Regions from separate parts of the Homo sapiens genome. Here region 1 is linked to region 2. A link is a loop called in an ENCODE intact Hi-C map of the cell type or tissue named here. Cell type or tissue: endothelial cell of umbilical vein. All regions are shown on one strand. Links, peaks and the distances in the headings refer to the core of each region. The heading gives the core; the rest is flanking DNA.

Region 1 (8,041 bases), core at 1,215-6,214, 91 kb before region 2:
GGACTTACAGGCGTGCGCCACCACACCTGTCTAATTTTTTTGTATTTTTAGTAGAGATGAGGCTTCACCATGTTAGCCAGGCTGGTCTCGAACTCATGACCTCAGGCAATCTGCCCGCCTCGGCCTCCCAAATTGCTGGGATTACAGGCGTGAGCCACTGCACCCAGCCCATGTCATCTTTTTATTCCTCTCAGTAACCCTGTGAGATACAAAATACTATGATGTCAACTTCAAAGATATGGAAACTGAGACTTAGAGTAATTGAGTAACTTGGTCAGAAACAACTAGCTGAAAAGTTGCAGAACTGAAGCTCAATCCTAATACTCTCTTTTTCCAAAATCTGTTCCATACCCTTCAATGGTCCTACCTTATTTTGCAGTGGATCCAAAAGACCCTGAGGTCCCAGTCTCCTTGGAGAATCTGCTGCAAGCTACAGGTTAAAAAAAAAAAATCCTATGAGTTTTGTACACAATTTCAGGAGCTTCACTGAAGTGTGCATGAAATATCAAAGGCTACACAAATCCCTCCAGGTCCCATTTCCAGAGATATATTTCTCCTGAGCATTTCTTTAGAAGCTTGGAATCACATCACATGCCAGCTGCCTATGGACCCTTAGACTCAGCACTTCATTCCAGGTGGCCTTGAGATGCCAGATCAGCCCTGCAGTTATGTTCAATGGAGAAAAGGAGAATGATAGAGGGCAAATCACTTTTAAAAATTAGCTTTTTTGAATGTTTTTGCATTTATTGTGCATTTCCCATGTGCCAGGCAGTGGTTTCAAGTTTTAGATGCATGCCCAGGAGGTAGATATATGATTATCCCAGTTTATGGAGGAGGGTATTTTTTTAGTCTGTTCTCATGCTGCAATAAAGAAATGCCTGAGACTGGCGAAACTGGGTAATTTATAAAGAAAAGAGGTTAAATTGACTCACAGTTCTGCATGGCTGGAGAGGCGTCAGGAAACTTACAATCATGGTGGAAGATGAAGCGAAAGCAGGCACCTTCCTCACAAGGCGAAAGGAGAGAGAGTGAGTGCAAGCAGAGGAAATGCCAGATGCTTATAAAACCATCAGATCTCCTGAGAACTCACTCACCATCACGAGAACAGCATGGGGGAAACCGTCCCCATGATCCAATCATTTCCCACTGGGTCCTTCCTATGACACATGGGGATTATGGGGATTACAATTCAAGATGAGATTTGGGTGGGGACACAGTCAAACCATATCAGATATTATGATACATTACAGAGGCAAGATAACTTGCCTTAAATCACACCCCTGGCAAAGAAAAGACCCAAACCAGGGAAGTTTATTCTCTAGGGCATCAGTTCTTATCCACCTTTACTGCCAGCAAGCCTTCCATAGACCTGTATGTGAAGACAGGTCTCTGTGTCCTACATAGAAACAACTGGAAACCTCTGTGTTGAATATTTATACCTTAAAGCTCCTGGTATTTGTGCTATATACATTGTCGTCATTAAAAATGTGAAGGTAAATATTTATAAACAGCTGTTAAGGAAACTAGACTTCTGGGGAGAAATATTAAACTCAAATTGCTGCTTAGAGGTTTTCTTTTAAAAATATGAATATGCAGACTGACTCTAAATATAAACCTTTTTCCTATTGTAATTCTACCTTTCATAGCCCAGCTAAAAATCTGCTAGAATTCAGCAATAGGTCCCCAGGAAAATGACTGCTTTGAAAATGTTTGGCTGAAATCAGATACTACTTCTCACCTACTACAATGGCTAAAGCAAACAAGACTAGCAATACCAATACTGTAATTGGAGGAGATGTGGAGCAGCTGGAACTCTCAAATACTGCTGTGATGGAATGATAAATGGTGCAAACCTTTTGCTAAATTGTTTGGCAGTTCCCAATAATGTTAAATTCGTTCACCTACCCTATGACCCATCAATTTCACTCCCAGGTATTTATCCAAGAGAACTGAAAAGATACATCCATCCAGATAAATCTAAAAGAATATTCATTGCAACTTTACTCATAAGAGCCACAAACCAATATACAGCCCAAATGTCTATCAACAGATGAATGCATAAACAAATGGCGGTATAACCATATCATGGAATGTTACTCACCAATAAAATGAAACAAACTACATATAGATGCTCTCGATATATGTTCCTACATGGGTGATCTTCAAAAACATCATTCTAAGCAAACAAAGCCAGAAAATGACTACATACTGTGTAGTTTCATTAATATGACATTAGAAAATGCAAACTAATCTGTAATGACAGAAGGCAGATCCATCAGAGGTGTCCTTTGATGAGAGGAAGATTGAAACAAAGGGCACGAGGGAATCTGCTGCAGTGATGAACAAGTTCTTTTTTTTTTTTTTTTTAGAGACAGAGTCTTATTCTGTCACCCAGGCTGGAGTGCAGTGGTGCAATCACGGCTCACGGCTCACTGCAACCTCCGTCTCCCATGTTCAACCGATTCTCCTGCTTCAGCTTCCCAAGTAGCTGGGACTTACAGGCATGTGCCACCATACCGAGCTAATTTTTGTATTTTTTTTTAGTAGAGATGGGGTTTCACTATATATTGGTCAGGCTGGTCTTGAACTCCTGACCTCAGGTGATCCGCCTGCCTCGTCCTCCCAAAGTGCTGGGATTACAGGCGTGAGCCACCATGCCCGGCCTAAGTTCTGTTTCTTGATGGGTGGTGGGTTCCATGGGTGTACATACTTGTCAAAATCCATAGATCAGTATACTTAAAAATCTGCATTTTATTGTATGTAAATTATACTTAAAAAGTAGCAGTACTGGAAGAAACACAAAAACAGTTTTTCGATGAATGCCTATCTTCATCCTTGGGAGGCTCAGCTGTGGGCCTGGCTTCCTATGTCACAGCCTTCCCTGCATGTTTACGGACCATGGCAGGTTCTTCTGCTGGCCCCCTCTGGTACTCAGAGGGGTTCAGGCAGGAAACAGATGCTTTTGAATACTTACTGCCCCACTTTTCGTGCTCTTTGAAGGACGCAAGAAAAAGGAGTCAATCTTTACATGCTTCCCAATTACAAAAAGTAGCTAGGATGGCAACAATCTGTCTTGACTTCCCCTGTGTTTACATCCTCCAACCCAGACCTGAGAAATGACTGTGAAATTCTGACCAAGACTCACTGTTTTGGCAGCTTCCTTTTCCTTTATTTGCTCCCCATCCAAAATTCTCCTCCCTCTTAGGGATGTCTAATTTATACAATTTGTCTAGCAGGTATGGTACTGGTTTAGGCTACATTTGGGAATTCCAGCTGGGGCTGGGAGGAAGTGAAAGAGGAGGACGGTTCCCAGAAGGCGCATAACAGGCATTTTCAGTGGGGGCTTTCCTTCTGCCACTCCGATAAGCCCCTCGAGTTCCTGCCTCCTCCCTAGGAAAGGGTAAGCAAGACAGAAGAAAAGGTCAACAACCACAACCTAGACAGTGAAAATGTCTCTGCCAATTTCGCTGGGGCCCTCCAGGGCTAGTAACCCTCCAACCCACTTAATGAATTTAGAGACACATTAGATTCATTTACATAACAATATTTTAAAGACCACACGATTGCTTTGGAAAATTGTCTTATTTTTTTTTCCTTCCTCAAACTGAACTGCAGAGTTACAAATACCCTCCCAGAGAGCCTCAGAGGAGGCAAACTTGGCAGAGGAGAGAACGGAGAAAAATCCATCCCTTGCAAATGCCAAGCGGAAGAACAATCCCGTTAGGCGGCCAGTTGATGCTTAACTGCGGGACTGGGGGCTCGGGCAGGGATCTTAAACATCATTTCGCGTAGGGAAACAGGCACTCTCCTCTCCCGGAAGACAAGGCTGCGCGTAGGTTTATCTCGGCCTCCTGGAGGACCTGTAGTTTTTGGGAGAGCAGCTGCGAGGGGACAGAATGCTTCGCTGTGGTGGTTCCGCCGCGGGCTCCGCTGCCAGGAGGCCGGCGTGCGCGCAGCTCTGCGGCGGGGCAGGCTGCCAGGGCCCGGGGAGCAGCGGCAGTCTTCCTTGGAGGAGCACCTGTTCTTCCTCTCCCTGCGCCGGAAACGTGCCACCTTCCCCCACCCCATGCTGCTTTCCCCTGCGTGGCTCCATTTTGTCTTTCCTGATGGCAGATACCCCCGCGGCCTTCCTCTCGAACACTTGCGGGGCGCTGGGGGAGGGGACGGCCACGTCAGGCGCATCCCTTTTCCCAACACCCCAAGGTAGCAGCAGCAGCAGGTGCTGTGACATTATGACAAACACTCAGGTCCCCCGTGACTGGATGCGTCACACACTATGTCTAACAGTCGCTGACATCTCATCAATCACGGCCTTGATTATGCTGCTGGGGTCCCTGGGCTCAACTTTGGGCTCTGAACAGAATTTACTGCAAACTGAACATCCTTATTTCCAACGTAGGCAAGCCCGTCTTGTTTATAATGGCATAATCCAGCTGGAAGATCACACTGGCACACTCAAATTGGCCCATCTTTTCTCTTGTCAATATTGCAATTAGGTGCACATCCGGCATCAGAAATTGCTGGGACCTTTTTCTCTCCTGCACTCTCCCACCGTTTATTACAACTGAAGGACACATTTTGTTGTCCCTGAGAGTGATGTATTTGAGGAAAGGCTATGACTCAGTGTATGACAATTAAAGAGGAAAGGACATTGGTAATGATTAACTAGCTTGTCTACATGATGTGAGGCTGTTTGTCAACTAACATTGATTGAGCCAGTAGTCTGTGACCAGCCATGTGTGAGACTCTACTGGGAAACACAGGTAGGAAAAAAATGATTATTGCCCAGGAGAGCCTCAAAATCTAGTTGATAGGATAATTGTGCAAATGTTTACGTAGGAAAATATTGACCACTCTTCTTTGCCTAGTAATAAAGACAGCCGAGAGCCTGACCACAGTGCATGGATCTTCTGCTTTCCTAGATTGGTTCACTCCCTTTCCCCAGAATATTCCCCTGTGTTTTCTTCCTTTAGAAATAGGCTGATGGCATTGTTCTAACTTGAGGCCCCACCCCTCATGTATTTCTCTAAATCAAGGTCAGCAAGCTTTTTATATACAAGATCAAATAGTAAATAGTTAAAACTTCGTGGACCCAGAGGCAAAATGGAGCAACTGATATTGCTAAAAGATTAATAACCTTTTTTTACACTTTACATTTAAGAATGAAGAAAACACTCTTTAGTTTATACACCATACAGAAAAAAGTAGTGGGCTGGATTTGGCCCAAGGTGCACAATTTGCTGTTTCCTTATCTAAATCCTATTTGTCTTTTAAGATCCAGCTCAAACCCCAGGTGCTATGTGAAATATATTTGACACTCCCCATCCAAAATTCTCCTTGCTCTTAGGGATGTCTAATTTATACAATTTGTCTAGCAGGTAATCTCATATATTTATTCACCAGGTAGTATGGTAGGAGAAGGAAGAGTCTAAATTTTCAAATCAAACAATAATTTTCAAATTCTGATTTTGCAACTTACAGCTGAGTGGCATTCTGAAAACTACTTAAATTGTTTGATTCTTGATTTTCTTATCTGTTCAGTTGGTAAAATGTCATATTAATAATTTACACAGAATATTATTAAAAGAAAATACATCAAAAATGTTTATGTGTTAGGTGTTAGTTTTTAAAATTTCCTTACCTAGAACATCTAAAATTATTGACATAAAACATATACCTCCTTTACAGTGCAAAGATTTAATTTATCTAATCCACAGGGCTACGTGCATGAAATAAAATGATATGTTTGAAATGTTGTAAAACCTTAGTAAATATTATATTTATCTCTTCACAAATTATTTCTATATCCTCATCAGGAAAATGTCTTGTGTTAGATATTAAATTACATTTCTGATAAGGACAAATATACCTCATACACTTTAAGTCCTCCACAATGCTTAATTAAGACCTGGTATTTGGCAGGTGGTGAGAATTATTTGCTATTAATTTAAACGATATCCAAAATGCTTTTATACTAAAACTTTTCAAAAGAATGTTATCTGTTTATTTCTATCTGATTGCCCTACTCCTCAATCTAATTCAATCTGTCTTCTCTCCCCAGTACTCAATCAACTTCCACGTCTCTAAATCCAGTGAACATACGTCAGGGCTCATCTTACTTAACTTTTCACTTTTCATCAGCACTGGATTCAAACATTCCCTTTTTTTTGACAGCTGATCCCTTTGAATTTCATGACTGATAGATATGCTTCTTCCTAATTCTCTTCTGTCTCCATTCCTATCTCATTTGCATGATCACCCTCATTTGGAAATAATTCACCATCAGCATTTCTAAAGACACAGTCCTTGCTGTTGTCTCTCCATGCTTTCCATCCATGCCTGTGGTTTCAGATAACACCTACACACAGATTCATCACTAAATTTAATCTCTAGCCAAGAATTCTTCTGTAAGGTCTAGCTCACTCATGTCACTCAAAGACCCCTGAAAGTCAACGTGAGCAAGACTAAATCCAGGATCATGGTAACCACTCATCTCTATCACCCACTAGTTTTTCTTCGGAGTTTTCTATCTCAAAAAAAGGTGTCCCATTCTTCCCTTCAAACAGGCCAGAAACCTGGGAATTATTCTGAACACCTCCCTCTTCCTCATCCCAATAGGTAATCACCAAACTCTGCAGAGTTAGACTCTTAAATAACTCTTGAATTCCTTCCATTCCTTTTTTTTTCATGGTCAATGCCACCACCACAGATCTGATGCCTACAAACTGTGCTAGCTTACCTTCACTTCCTCTGAACCTCCCTGATCTGTCCTCTACTCCACAGACTGATGTTCTCACAATGCAAAAATCCAAATTGGATCACATGACCTTCACACTTATGAACTCCTACTTACGCTTTGTATCAATTTGTGTCAATCCTGAGGGACAGCTCCCCTTAACTCCAGCTTTTACAGCCTAATCTCAAACTGGTCCATCCTTCTTCTGAGTTGTTGTTTCAGCATGTAATTAATCACTCAGCAGAGTGATTATTTGGTAGTTTATCTCTTCTGCTAGGATCTTTGAGAGCATCTAATTGTGCCTGAGTCTACTGATGATTGAAACTCAAACGTGGCATGGTAGTTGGCAAATACCCACTCAATCAACATTTGTGCCATGAGTAAATGGATGGACACATTGGAAAGGATGGCTGGAAGAATTTGACCACCAAAACTCTCTGGTTTATATGAAGAGTCAACCATTAACCAGTTTTTTAAGTTGGAGTATTAATGTTTTTCTTTGAACAGTGGATTATTTTGGGACTTCTAACCTTCATTCATCAATTCACACAGTGTCTAAATGTTTTTTTGCAGATCATTTGGCCTATCATGTTATACAGTCAGTCCCTTTGGATGTAAGATGCAGAGACCCATCCAGGTGAACCCAAGTAATCAAAATTGATTATAAAAATAACATGGAAATAAAGAGCATAAAGCTTTTAGGAGTTTCTATCAAACCAGTCTACAAAATAACTGGGCCTCATGGGCACCAAAAGTTAAGGGCTATTTGGCATTAGATTACCTCATGCTCTTTCATTTATGTGAGACAGGTGCTATCTGAGACCCGATGCTCTGAAGGTGACTTCTACTCTAGTTACCAGTTGATTGTTCCAGCTATGTCCCTTGGCTGACATGCTTATTTATGGGACAGAATCTGATCATCCCAGGTGGCAAACGGTTGGCCTGTTCAGATAGCCATCACTCAGCCAAAGGACTGCGGCCATTGAATCAAGTCTGTATAAGCCAAAGGGAGTTTGGCTTATACAGACTTGTACTCTCTGCTTCCGTAGAGACACCTTGGGACTACTTATCCCAGAAGTAGTCCTTGCTTGTAGGGCTTCACTGAGATCTCTTCTTGGAAGCCAGAACATCTAACTCCAACATGCTTTTGATGTTGAATGCTAGATTCACACTTGTACCCTCCCCCGGAGAACTGCCCTTAGCTATTAGAAGTGAATTTCTTTGGAATGGTTGACTTAACAGCACAAGGCCCTTAATTCCACATTTGAAAAACTAGTATCTCACAAAAGCAAGAAGACAAGTCAC
Region 2 (8,041 bases), core at 1,742-6,741:
ACCTAGGGTTTGGCAGTGAGGTTCTGATATAACACCAAAAGCATGATCCATGAAAAAAACAAAAACAAACACAAACTTGATAGGTTGAACGTTATTAAAGTGGAAAAAATTCTGCTTTGTGAAAGATACAAGAATGAAAAGAAATACTTGGATAAAATATTTGCAGAACATATAAGGGACTTGTATTAAAAATATATAAAGAACTTGTAAAACTCAACAATAAGAAAGCAAACGACACAATTTCAAAATGTGCAAGGAATATAAACAGACATCACACCAAAGAAGATATAGATATGACAAATAAACATATGGAAAGATGCTGAACATCATTTTTATTAGGGAATTAAACAACAAATTAGAACAACAATGATATCATCGTACACCTATTAGAATGTATAAAATACAGAAAACTGATATTACCAAATGTTGATGAGTATGTGGAGCAACAGAAACTCTTTTGCTGATGGAAATGCAAAATGATACTGACACTTTGACATGCACTCTGGCAGTTTCTTGCAAAACTAAGCATAGTCTTATTATTAGATACATCAAATGCACTCCTATGTATTTACCCAATTTATTGGAAAACTTATGTCTAAACAAAAACTTATACACAAATATTTATAGCAGTTTTATTCCTATTTTCCCAAGGCTAAAACCAACTAAAATACCCTTCAATAGGTGAACGGATAAATAGATAAACTTTGATGCACCCATGAAACAGAATATTATTCATGAAAAGAAATAAGCTACCAAACCAGAAAAATACATAGAAAAATCTTAAATGCATGTTAATGAGTAAAAGAAGCTAGTCTGAAAAGGCTATACCTTATATAATTCCAATCACGTGGTGTTCTGGAAAAGGTAAAACTACACAATGATATAAGCCAAATTGTGTTCCCCGCAACATTCAGATGTTGAAGTCCTAACCCTTGTCAGAATGTGACTGGATTTAGAGGCAGGGTCTTTAAAGAGGTAACTAAATTAAAATAAGTTTATTAAAGTCAGCTATCATCCAATATGACTGGTGTCCTCATAAGAAGAGGAGATCAGGACACAGACATGCACAGAGGAAACACCATGTGAAGGCCCAGGGACAAGACAGCCAACTACAAGACAAAAGAGAGGCCTCAGAAGAAACCACCCCTGTCAACACCTTGATTTCAGACTTCTAGCCTCCAGAACTGTGAGAAAGTTAATTTATGTTGTTAGAAGAAAGTACCAGTCTAAGGACTTTATTATAGAAGCCCCAGCAAACTAATACAGAAAGCAAAAAAAAAAAAAAAAAAAAATCAGTGGCTGCCAGCGTTGAGAGAGGGAGAGGGATAAATAAGATGAAAAGAGCAAGATTTTTTAGAGCAGTTGAAACTATTCTGTATGATACTATAATAGTGGATTCATGATATTATGCATTTGTCATACCCATGGAAATTAATAGCACAAAGACTGATATTTGATATGTGCAAATTTTAAATGATTATTTAGAAGATCCTGGAATTGCAGCAAAAGAGTACAGATTGTGACAACACAATATAACTTTATTACAAATGTATGAAACAAATTCAAACATTAGGGGTGGGGAAAATGGTGCTGACCTAAGTAACTTTGAAAATGTATAGAGCCTTTAAGGATAAAGGCAAGAGTGACTCTACAAGAGAACTGCACTCTAGTTGGTAAACTTGTTCCCTAAGGAGACACAGGTTAACAGTTCTGCCACTGCTATAATTTACCCTAAAATTGAATAACTAAAGTCAGTGAATGGCTGAGGTAGGTGCTCACAGATAAGCAAAGGGAGAAGGCTAACATGATCCCTATGGTAATAGACTAGAGTTGGAGACATCAATATGAACTCCTGTGTATATTTACTATCACCTGAAATTTAGATACAGATGGTTACATATAGAAATATTTACAGATATGTGTATATTCGATGTTTGGTATATGTGTATATACTTTATTGCTCTGTGAGCTGAGAGGGCCTATAGGAAAGGACACTACAGTAGTAACATTCATAGCTAGTGCACCCCCGCCCCCCCGCCCCTGCACCTATCTTATTTTGTAGTGCTAGAAAGTAAAGAAGTACAAAAACAAAAACGCCCCACAACAACAAAAGAAACAACTTCACACTGATAGGAGTTTGTCCGATGGCACCGCCGAAATAATTTTGGTAACAAAACAGGATTGGATTATACCCTGATACAGTTTGGGTGTTGCCCCTGTTCAAATTTCATGTCCAAATGCAATCATTAATATTGGAGTTGGGACCTGGTGGGAGGTGATTGGATCAAGGAGGCAGGTTTCTCATGAATGGTTTAGTACCATCCTCTTGGTACTGTCCTTTCGGTAGTGGGTTCTTACAAGATCTGGTCTTTTAGAAGTGTGTAGTACTCACTCCCCCTTCCTCCTGCCTTGGCCATGTAATGTGTCTGCTCCCCCTTCACCTTCCGCCATGATGGTAAGTTTTCTGAGGCCTCTTTAGAAGCCAATCAGATGCCAGCATCATGCTTCCTTCACAGCCTGCAGAACCGTGAGCCAATTAAATCTCTTTTCTTTATAAGTTACCTAGTCTCAGGTATTTCTCTGTAGCAATGTGAGAACAGAATACTATATACCTCAAAGTATAAAATAAATTGACATGAGTCTTTAACAATATTGTTTTTTATGAAAGAATAATCTTGCTGAAAAAGCTGATGAATACCACTTCAGCCTGGTGATCAAGGTCAATATCAGCAGTCATAAATCATGTTGATAGTATTATATGTACCATTGTTATGCTGAAATTATCTTTCTCTGTGACCTTTTATTCCCCAAAACCCATAACCTCTGTCTAATCCTCAGAAAAACATTAGACAAACCTCAATGAAAGGCATCTTACAACATAGCTGACCAATATTCCTCAAACTGTCAAGGTCATCAAAAATAAGGAAGCCTGAGAAACTGTCACAGCCAAGAGGAGCCCGAGGAGATAAAACAACTGAATGTAATGTAGAATCCTGGGTGGGATCTTGAAACAGAAAAAGGACATTAAGCCAAAACTAAGGAAAGCTTGAATAAAGTATAGGCATTTCAGGGAATAAAAATGTATCAATATTGGTTCATTAATTTTAACAAATGCACTATACTATTTAAGGTATTAATAATAAGGTTAATTGTTTGGGTGAGAACTCTCTGTATTATCTACCCAATATTTCTGTAAAACTAAAATTAGTCTAATGAGTAAAATCTCTAAATTTTTTTTAAAAAGTCTGATGTGTATTCTCCAAAGAAAATATACAAATAGCCAATGAGTGCGTGGAAAGTTTCTCAACATCATTTAGGCATTAGGGAAATGCAAATCAAAAACCATGATGAGATACCACAGCACACCCAGTAGGATGACTGTAAACAAAAGATAAACAAAAACAAGTGTTGGTGAGGGTATAGAGAAAGCAGAGCCCTTGTGCACTGCTACGAGGAATCTAAAATGGTTCAGCCACTTTGGAAAGCAGCTTGATAGCTCCTCAAAATTTTAAACGTGAGTTACCATATGACTCAACAATTCCATTCCCAGGCATTTGCCCAAGAAATTGAAAAGATATATTCACAAACATATTTGTGTAAAAATGTTCATAGCAGCCTTATTTGTAATAGCCATAAAAGTGAAAACAACCCAATGTCTGTAAGTGAATAGAAAAATGCAATGTGGTGTATTCACTCATACAATGGAACATTATTCAGCCATAAAAAAGAAGAAAGTACTGATATATGCTGCAATATGGATGAATCTTGAAAGCATTATGCTAAGTGAAAGAAGCCAGATACAAAATGCCACATATTATGTGATCCTATTTATACAAAACATCCAGAATATGCAAACCCTCAAAGAAAGAAAGTAGATTAGTGATGGCTGAGGAGATGGGGATGGGGATGGGCAGGTGATAGCTAAAGTGTACTGGATTTCTTTTTAGTGTTAACAAAAACGTTCTGGAATTAGGTAGTGGTAATGGTTGCACAAGCTTGTGAATATATTAAAAATCACTGAACTGTGCTTTAAATGGGGAACGTTTCTGGTATTGAAATTTTATCTTAATTTTGAAAACTCTGATGTACATTTGACACTTACAGCTCATCTCAATGCGGTGCTCACTATCCCCTGCAGCGCTTACATTCTGTGTTAGGTAATGCAGCTCTAGACTCTTGCTATTCAGATCAGAGTGTGTTTTACAAACCAGTAGCATCAGCGTCACCTGGAAGCTGGTTAGAAATGTGGAATCTCAGGCCCCAGCTGAGACCTACTGAATCAGAATCTGCATTTTAACAAGATCCTCAGGTGACTGCGATGCACTCTCAACTTTGAGAAGACCGACTGCGATAATGTCGCTGGCGGCTGACACTGCTGAGAAACTCTATGACTGCTCACAAAGAGAAATCATTCTTTTGTTAGACTAAATTATCTACCATTGTCCAATCAGCATTTCAATTCTTTTCCACTCACCTCTCACCCCACATGCCAGAATTCAATCTTGTTATTTTTCCCTAATTGCTCCTTAGACGTTGGTCCACTCCCGGGTGAGAGTACCAGTTTGGGATTGTTCCAAACTCAGGGTCACTGACTAAATTTAATGACAGCCTCTTTGTGACTGTAAATCTACCAGCGACGACAGTTTTGAAAACCATCCAACTTTGCTTACCCGGAGTTCTGTCTCCAGCAGGCAGGATGCTCTGGAAGAGCAGACACTTTATCCATAGTGTAGCCAACTGGGTTGAGCAAACTGGGGCCACTTGTGGGTCAGATGTTTTCTGTGTGAATGGAAGGAATGTGTGCTAATTTTACAAACAATTCCTGACATTCCGCATCTCTCTTCTTTTAATAATAATAATAAAAAAAAGCAGAGGTACCGAGTAAAAAACCACTTCTGTTTCTCAATTATATTTTAGTTTCACTTAGAACAAACTGTCCTGTGTTCCTTCAAGGGCATTCATTATTCATTAAACACCATTCTATAGCAGTTTAAAATACATTTTCGTATTATATTTACCAGGAAGTGATTGTATCTCGAAAGAACTCTCAACTCTAGTCCTTTTCCTGTTACTGCAGAGTAGGAAATTTCAAACAAACAAAACGTGATTGGTATTTATGGTGTTGGGAAGTTTCCTTTTTTAGTTGTGTGTTCTGAACTCACGTTCTTTATGTCACCAGAACTTTTGTGTCTTTTTTTTTAATCTGAGAAATACAGAATATTAAGACTATATTAATTATAGTTTTCATGAAAAACCTTGAAATCTACCCTGTCCTAATCCCCAATGTGTTCCTATGTATAAAATTGAAATATATCATGAGTACCATAAATATATTTATTCTTCATCCATATGCAGAGAGCTTCCTTTATACAGTGAACTTTGCTGAATGGAGTGGAGAATACAGAAATGCATGAGACATATGCTCTGCCTTCCAAAAGTATGCAGTATACTAAGAACATGTACATAATGTGGCAGAGCCGAAAATATGGGAGAAAATTCAAGGTATACAGAAAGTATTGTTCATGTTCTATGTGATAACAGTGAAGGAAGGGCAGGTCACTCTGGCATGGGAGAGGAAATGGATGGTTAAAGGAACTCCTGGGAGAAAGTTGCTTTTGAGCCAAAATTTCAGGGTGGGTGAGTAGAATTTAGAAAAATGGCAACCACGTTGAGACACAGCACTCTATGAAATGGGAAAAACAAGTTTTTAAAGAGTCATGGAAAAAGATAAATAAAATATTAATCAACTTCTGTGCTAGGAACAATTTTGATAATGTTTTTCCACAGGAGTTATTACCAGATCAGTTGTAATTGAGGACCAAAGAAGAGGAAAACAAAGGTGAATTGTAAGAAATAATTACTTCCTACTGTAACAGTTGGAAAAGAAGACAAACTTAGCAATTTTAATTTTAAGGAAATATTCTACCGCCAGGCACAGCGGCTCATGCCTGTAATCCAGCACTTTGGGAGGCCAAGGCAGGTGGATCACCTGAGGTCAGGAGTTCAAGATCAGCCTGGCCAACATGACAAAAACCCATCTCTACTAAAAATACAAAAATAAGCTGGGCGTGGTGACTGACGCCTGTAATCCCAGCTACTCGGGAGGCCGAGGCAGGAGAATCGCTTGAACCCGGGAAGCAGAGGTCACAGTGAGCCGAGATCGTGCCATTGCATGCAGCCTGAGTGATAGACCGAGTCTCCGTCTCAAAACAAAACAAAAAAAAACCAGTATTCTACCATTGAGCAATCTGCTGACCAATTAAATATGATTTCTCGGGTTTTCATTTATGTTTTGTGGTAGTCTCCTGAACTCTGTAGACAATAAATATTAATTAATTAAATTAGTATTAAGTAGCTATGGCTGTAATATATACTAATAAAACAGTTATAGTTTAAGAGAATTGCAAAATTGTTTTTTCTTTGTTCCTTAAAGTTTAAAAAAATTAAAAAGGAGAAGAAAAGTATTGGTGCACAGAAAAATTTGAAGGTACATCTTCTTATGTGTAAACCATGTTCTTACAAAAGTAAAAATAGTAATTTAGGGACATAGTTGTAATCTTTAGGTAACCATTAGAATCTTTTTTTTCCTTTTTTTCTTTTCTTTTCTTTTTTCTTTTTTTTTGAGATGGAGTTTTGTTCTGTTGCTCAGGCTGGAGTGCAATGGCATGATCTCGGCTCACTACAACCTCCACTTCCTGGGCTCAAGCCATTCTCCTGCCTCAGCCTCCCAAGTAACTAGGACTACAGACATGCACCACCACGCCCAGCTAATTTTTGTATTTTTAGTAGAGATGGGGTTTCACCATGTTGGCCAGGCTGGTCTCAGACTCCTGACCTCAGGTGATCTGCCTGCCTCGGCCTCCCAAAGTGCTAGGATTACAGGCATGAGCCACCATGCCCGGCCCCATTAGAATCTTAATAAGGGTACTGATACATTCACTGAAGAGCTTTCTAGAAATCTAAAGACCCTTATACATTCAGGAGAAATGAACTTTTAGCTAAGGAAGAATTCAGGAACTAAGATAAGCAAACACTTATTTGTATTTGTATATGCGTGGCTGTGATTTATATATATAAAGCAAGCATCTCTTTGTTTTTTTTCCTCAAAAAATAATGTATTGCAAAAATGTTTTGATTGTTTTCAAACCTCCAAATACATTTCTCTTTTTTCTTCATATAATGTTGGACATTATTTTTGGCAGATGATGCTGATAGCAGAAAATGTTTAGTTTAACCACTTGGGCAGCTGTGGGGTCTTTTTTCCTTTTCTTCCTCCTATTAATGAAAAAGCAGTTCCTTGCAGCAAAGAATGGGAGTGAAGTTAGCAATTAATTGACAATGTAAAAATCTTGAATAAAAATAAGTATCTGAGTAGGAAGAAAAAATGTCCTCAAAAATATATTTATGCATCTCACATAGACATAGCCTCTCTGCACCTGTTTTCAGAAGGGAAGAATTCCAGGTCATATACAATAAACTTCTCCTTTCAAATTGATTGTTTCTAAATGGTAGCTCAACATAACAGATCCTCACAGTCTGTATTTCTTTTTAGCAAAACACAAAACTCTGTATTGGTTTTGTTTTGCATGTACAGTCATAGCAACTTCAGAATATGTGTACATCTTTCATCCCAAAACTTTCATTATTAATCATAATGGTTAGCTCTCTCTCCCCTCAATCATTAACCCTGTCTGGTTAATATTGTTTTTTGTTGAAGCCATTAGTTATTTTATTAAGGTGTGTATGGGGCAGGGAGCAGAGGGGTGCATCCTCTCTGCTTAAGTAAATGGCAAGTTCAGCAATATTTTCAAGGTCACCCTCACTATGTTCATTTGGGGTAAGGATTGAAGTTTTTGCATTTGTGAAATGCTGCATGTGCAAAAAGAAATGGTGTCAGAAAGGAAACTACCTTATTTCTCTAAAACTTTGATGAGTTTGAAATGTCTGCCGTTAGCAGTTTGAAAGATCTTACCAACAAATGAGGAGTTCCAGGCTTTACTCTGAAACGTGCCTGCAGCACAGAACTTTTATATTTATGGAG

The links. Hi-C counts contacts between places; a loop is a spot of excess contacts. Peaks named below come from ENCODE experiments on the same cell type or tissue, not always from the same donor. Only the 100,000 strongest peaks of a DNase experiment are listed, where the experiment ranks them.
Region 1: it touches region 2 in a loop (2.7-fold over the local background); 1 of 110 quality-filtered maps calls a loop at or near these places.

What each region holds. Positions count from the first base shown.
Region 1 is chr20:11,683,171-11,691,211 of GRCh38, forward strand. It overlaps LOC107985384 (a long non-coding RNA gene), which reads right to left and starts at 4,196. Exons shown (of 1, transcript XR_004837567.2): 1 at 3,158-4,196. In endothelial cell of umbilical vein, for the core only: no CTCF peak of the experiment used is centred there; no DNase peak of the experiment used is centred there; H3K4me3 peaks cover 549 bases.
Region 2 is chr20:11,773,342-11,781,382 of GRCh38, forward strand. No RefSeq gene overlaps it. Among named protein-coding and RNA genes, the nearest start is that of LINC00687, 93 kb to the right of the region's middle. In endothelial cell of umbilical vein, for the core only: no CTCF peak of the experiment used is centred there; DNase peaks (open chromatin) are centred at 4,590 and 4,960; H3K4me3 peaks cover 349 bases; H3K27ac peaks cover 2,187 bases.